2 separate regions of the Homo sapiens genome follow, and region 2 is linked to region 1. The links are chromatin contacts, found by Hi-C or POLR2A ChIA-PET in ENCODE. All regions are on one chromosome and are shown on one strand. Each heading gives the region's core, a stretch centred on a gene start or an enhancer-like site at or near the end of the contact. The rest is flanking DNA. Distances are from core to core; before and after follow the strand shown. Region 1 holds the start of MAPK8 (mitogen-activated protein kinase 8). Region 2 holds the start of ANTXRL (ANTXR like).

Evidence for each region. A loop is a pair of places that touch in the nucleus more often than their neighbours do. ChIA-PET counts read pairs that join two places held with the same protein, here RNA polymerase II (POLR2A). Pooled maps may share reads with other maps.
Region 2: a loop to region 1 is called in a map of B cell, with 15 times the contacts of the local background. The contact joins the promoter of ANTXRL here to the promoter of MAPK8 in region 1. A Hi-C loop is called at or near these places in 1 of 168 maps with a recorded cell type or tissue (B cell) and 8 of 50 pooled maps. POLR2A ChIA-PET finds 5 or more read pairs at or near these places in 1 of 52 experiments (T-cell).

The regions. Positions count from the first base shown.
Region 1 is chr10:48,305,392-48,308,091 of GRCh38, forward strand. MAPK8 (mitogen-activated protein kinase 8) reads left to right here and starts at 1,286. Exons shown (of 12, transcript NM_001323329.2): 1 at 1,286-1,430. RefSeq lists a silencer at 917-1,866.
Region 2 is chr10:46,285,641-46,288,340 of GRCh38, forward strand. ANTXRL (ANTXR like) reads left to right here and starts at 1,357. Exons shown (of 17, transcript NM_001278688.3): 1 at 1,357-1,870. The coding sequence starts at 1,623. LOC105378577 (a long non-coding RNA gene) reads left to right here. Exons shown (of 1, transcript NR_160731.1): 1 at 1-357.

The sequences.
Region 1 (2,700 bases), core at 36-2,535:
TCTGTAAACTCTACTGTATTGCCTGGCACTGAATGGGCATGCAATAAATAATTATTGCAGGAACAAAGGATGGCAGGAAGGAAATTAAGAAGGTTGAGAGGGAGGGAGAGAGGAAATGGGAAGAGAATGAATGAATAATCATCTGTATGTTCCCTTTCAGAATCACCAGAAACAGGCCAGCCCCACATGTAATAGGAAAGTAGTTTACCTGAAATCATTCATTTATTCAACAAATATTTATATATTCATTATTAAAGTAACTTACTTGTTTCTGATTGTGAACATAACTATTCCTCTCGGAAAACATGAGAAAATACCCAAAGTATAAACGAGAACCAAGTCACCCTTTATTCCATAGTCCAATGATGAACCATTGTTAACATAATTTGGTGTATTTCTTTCCAGGTTTTTTCTATGTGTATATATAGTATCTAAGTGGGACCATTCTATATATGACTTGTTTCTTGCTTCTTTCTCTTAATGATACATTGTGAACATGTTCCTATGTTGTTAAGAATTCCTTGAACACATGGCATTTAAATTGCTAAAATGTATTCTACCGAATGGTGTAGGTAGTTCAAACGCCTTTCCACCCGTTGTTGGATATTTAAAGGACTTGTCAATTTATCGCTTCTGTAACATTTACACGCTTTGTGGGGCCTCAGAAGTAAACCAGGTAATGCAAGGAATCTGGGAAGAGGTGGATTTGCAAGGAATCTCGGAGGAGGTGGATTTTGGAAAAACTGGAGGCAGCTTTTCCCGGGCAGCTGAAGAGAACACTTATCTCTCTGTAGGTTTCTGGGACCCGGACAGGTGTCCTCAGAATGGAACATATTGTCGGTCAAGGTAACCAGCTCTTCATCACTCAGGTGTGTGTACCGGAAGGGGGTGCCTGTTCGCTGCGCAGGTTAGGCCTAAGCGCACCTGCCCTTCAACCCTGTGCCGACGAGGCCCGAAGGCTTAAGCTCTGACCTGGCTACCGCCGCCAACCAGATGCGGTCCCCTGGGGCCACGCGCCGCCACGTGCCGCCACAGGGCCCGCCCCTCCCGCTCCAGGCCACGCCCCTCACCCACAGCCCTCGGAGGCTCTCTCCGCGGCTCCGCCTCCAAGCGACCTCCGCAAGTCCTCTCGTAACCCCTGGAGTAGCGCCGTCCCCGGGCGGCGGCCCCGCCCCCGCAATCCGGGCCCCGGGGCTGCCCCGCCCCGCCGGCCGCTCGGGAGGCGCGGGGGCGGGGCCCTGCGCGATGACGTGCGCGGGCGTGCGCGGTGACGGCCCGCGTCTCTGTTACTCAGCCGAGCGGCCGAGGCCGGACGACGCGGCTTGGATTGCGGAGCCGCGAGCAGCGCTGGGTAACGGCCGCGGCGACCACCCCGGACGGCCCCTGTCCCCGCTGGCGGGCTTCCCTGTCGCCGTTCGCTGCGCTGCCGGGTGAGTGCGGCGGACGCCGCAGGGCCGGGACGGCAGGCGGCCCCGTCGTGTTTATGTTATTGTGCCGCTGCCGCCGCCGCCGCCTTCTCCTCAGCCGTAACCCCCTCCTGGGAGTGGGGGCGGGAGCGCGCGGTGGGCGGGGGCGGCGCGGGAACAATAGCGGCGCGGAGGCGGGGGCCAGCCGAGGGGGCGTGGGGCTGCGGGACCTGGGTGCGCTCCGCTGCCCGCCAGCCCGCCTGCCGCCGCGAGCCCCGCCCGCCTGTCCTCTCGCGTCCTCTTCGCGTGGGTCCTGCCTCCGCGGCGGGAGAAGAAAATGGAGCGGGGGGGTGGGTGGCAAGTTCTGAAACACTTCGGCAAGGGTCGGACGGAGGTGTCTTTGCGGCCCGCCGCGCCCTGGCTGCCTCCGGGGCGGCGGGGAGCCGGGGAGAGCGCTTCTGCCGGCAGGTCCCCAAGCCTGCCCCGCGCCCATAGGGACCGTATTTTGCTTCTCGATGCTTTCTTTGTGCTAACGTTCTGGGCGAACGCAGGCAGCAGCGCTGAAAAGGGCCAGAGTGGCCTGCAGCTCTGGGCTGCAGGGCAGAGAGCCCAGGCCCGTGGCTCGGGTGGGAGGTGTCCATCCAGCTTGGCCCGAGCTTCGGTGGTCAGCGCGCATTTCTCTTGAGGGTCATCGGTGGTGACCTTTTGACTTTTTCACCCCACCCTCCCATCTCTTTGTCTCGCATTTGTGTTCCCGATTCAGAGATGGTAGAACCAAGTCCATTTTAAAGTACCCTGATGAACACTTTCCGTTTTTATTTCTGAAAGTTCCCTGCTTGGTCTTTACTGCGAATTTAATAACATGTTGACTACATGGCATTGTCCAGTGATTACTATTTTTACCTCTGAAATCCAGCGATCTTTCCAGTAGAATTCTGGTCCGTCAGTCCATTGTGTTTTGAGATAAGCATCCAGCAAGTACCTCCTTGGCAATTAGAACATCTGTTTTTTCATTCATTCATTCATTCAGCAGCTGTTTAGTACCGTACTCAGATGAAGAGGTTTGGTGTGAAGGTAAAGTATCCTTTCATGGAAGAGGATGCTTTGACTGAAGTATAATAGATGGACCTTTAAATGAGACAGTTACATAAGTGATGTCTGTTAAGGAAGGTATGGTTATATTCTGGGTCATTTTTTAAGCAGTATATCTGGAAGTTCAAGTGTAATAGGAAGTAGAATTAGATTTGGTCTAAATATACAACAGCTTTTATTTATTTCTAAATTTTATTTTTTC
Region 2 (2,700 bases), core at 107-2,606, 2.0 Mb before region 1:
TAAGAAAAAAGTAAACCACAAGGAGATGACTTACCACCAGGCAAAAATATTAAAGTATGCTAATACCAAGTATCAAGAAGAATGAAGCAAGATAGCTCAAATATGCTTTTGAAGGAAATATACTGGGCTTCATTCATTCTGAAATACCCCTTATTTAAGATACTCTATTATATTAAATACAGTTCCAAAACAAAAGAAATCAAAGAACAAAAAACTAACCCAATACTTTTATCACTTGTAATTTGTATATTACACATATTGAAAGATATATTTTAGACTTATTAGAGAACGATTTTTAATTGGATATCACTCTTGTGCATACAAAATAAAATAAAATTGATTAAGGTGTTTCTAACAGTTACAGTCTGACTTTTCTGAGTCCTGTTTGAGTCTCACTCATTGGTGCCTACGTCTTTCCACACACTGTAACCTCTCTGCTATTCAAAGCGTTGGTCATACAGCAGTTTTGACACTGGGATGTGAACCTGTCCACATTCTTTCCCTAGAGAGGGGGCCTGTGTTCCTGCCCATTGACTCTTGGCAGCTGTGACTGCTTGGACCAATAGAGCACAGTGGAAGTGACACTGTGTGACTTCCAAGGTGATGTCATAAAAAGCTCTACAGTTTCTGCCGTGCTCACTGAAAATACTCACTCTTGGACCTCTGGGCCACCTGTAAAAGCCCAAGCACCCTGAAGCTGCCATGCTGGGAGGAAGCCCAGGTCACACGGGGAGGCTACATGCAGGGTCTCCATTCACAGTCCCAGCTGAGCCCAGGTTTTGGGCCCTCCTGCCTAGGAGCCACACTTGTGAGTGGAGCAGCCTCCAGATAATTCCAGTGCCCAATCCTTCAAGTTATGGGGCCCCAGACATGAGGAGCCCTCCTAACTCCGCCCTGAGTGCCTGATCCTCAGAACCTGTGAGCATAATAAAATGGGCCTGTTCTGTGTCCCTAAATGTAGGTGGTCTGTTACACAGCAGTAGAGAACCGGAATGTCCCTCATTCACAAAGACTCTGGCAACACTGCAGTTTCCATCTCCTTCCCGAACTGCCATCTCCTGGGGGACTTCAGTGTCACACAAATAACCTCCCATTGCCAACACTCTGGCCTCCCAGTCCTTGACCTCCTCACCCACAGCAATGTCCTCACCTAACTCACCTGGGCTAACTCTTCCAATGAACAAACAGCAGGGTCTAGTGGTTTTAAGGGACACTGTGAGGGCTGTTATAAGGGAAATGGAGGCTTCCTCTTGTAGCCCCTCCAAAGGTCCTGTGCCTCCCCCTGATGTTGTCAACATGCAGGACATTGGGAAGAGCTGCAGGTCACAAAGTCACCATGTCAACCTTCCTGTCAACCATAACAGAGAATTCTGTCCCCAGGGTGGGGGAAGGGCCAGGCAGGTAGCTGGAAGCAAGTCTCCCAGAGCCAGCTGCTGACCCTAGTCCCTGCGATCTGGGGAGGTACCTGGTGGAGGGCCATAGTGTGCACTGGTGAAAGGGCAGGAGGAGGGGTGTGGCCCCGGGCATAAGGGGAGGCGGCAAAGAAGGGGCCTGTGCTCAGCCTCTCTGGGCCCTGGCACAGGCACCCAAGAGTGAGGTGGGGTCACAGGGACAGCCAGATAATGGGGAGCCATGAGTCCCTGGGGCCCTACTTCCTGGTCTTCCTGCTGCTGCTGCTGCTTCCTCCACCGCTTTTTAGAGCAGGAAGCCTTCGGTACCATGGACCTGACTGGAGAATATTTCACCGCCTGGCCCTGGGCTCCAGGAGAGCCCACCACCACCATGGCCCAGGATGGAGGCAGCACTGGCGCCAGGGGCAAGCAGGTCACAGATGCCAGGGCTCATTTGACCTCTACTTCATCTTGGACAAGTGAGTGTCCCTTCTAGCTCTGGCCCTGGGTCACCCTCAGGAGCCACTGTCTCTTTTTCACTAGGGACAGGACACCACTCAAGGAGATGCAAGCTTCCGTCACAGAAGCAGGGCCAAACTTTGGTCAGACCAGACCTAGGCCTCCTGTTTTTCTGAGGCAGAAAGAATGCCCTGGCTTTCTTTTCCCTGGTGCTTCATCTCCTGGATGAGGAAAAAAGCCACCAAAGGGGTTCTGGACGATTCCCTACCCCTCCATCAGCTGGGTCAGCATCCTCATCCTCACGCTGCTGCAACAGATGATTGCTCGGACCTGCCTCTCAGCAGTTCTCAGATGCTCACTGCGGATGTTTGGGGTTTCTGTGTTGTTTTGCTTGTTTGTTTTTTCACGCAAATGACTTCTATTTTACTGGGCCCCACAGAGATTGCTTTGTTGCCTGTGTTGGGCATTCTAATGTCACTGCTTAGAGAAGGCCTTTGGTTGGCTGCTTCTAAGTGCCTCTTCTGCAACTTGGAGAGCCACGCGATAGTTCCTACACTTTCAGAACAGTTTGGTCTGTTTCAGGCTGGCCCTGGGGAAGCTGGGCTACGTATTAGGCACCTTCTGGCTCACCAGGAAAGAAAAGAGGCAAATGTTCAGCTTTGGAGAGATTGCCTTGGTTCCCTTTCCTGCTCCTCCTGCTGGGTGGTAATACTCTGTGCTTATTCAGTAGCAGCAGTGGTGCAATCTTCAGGAGAATGTTGCAGCACTTTCTGGCCTCCAAAGCCCTTCCCCTGCACTCCTGGCACCTCACCACAATCCTGGGCTGTGAGTAGTACAGGTATTTTTCTAT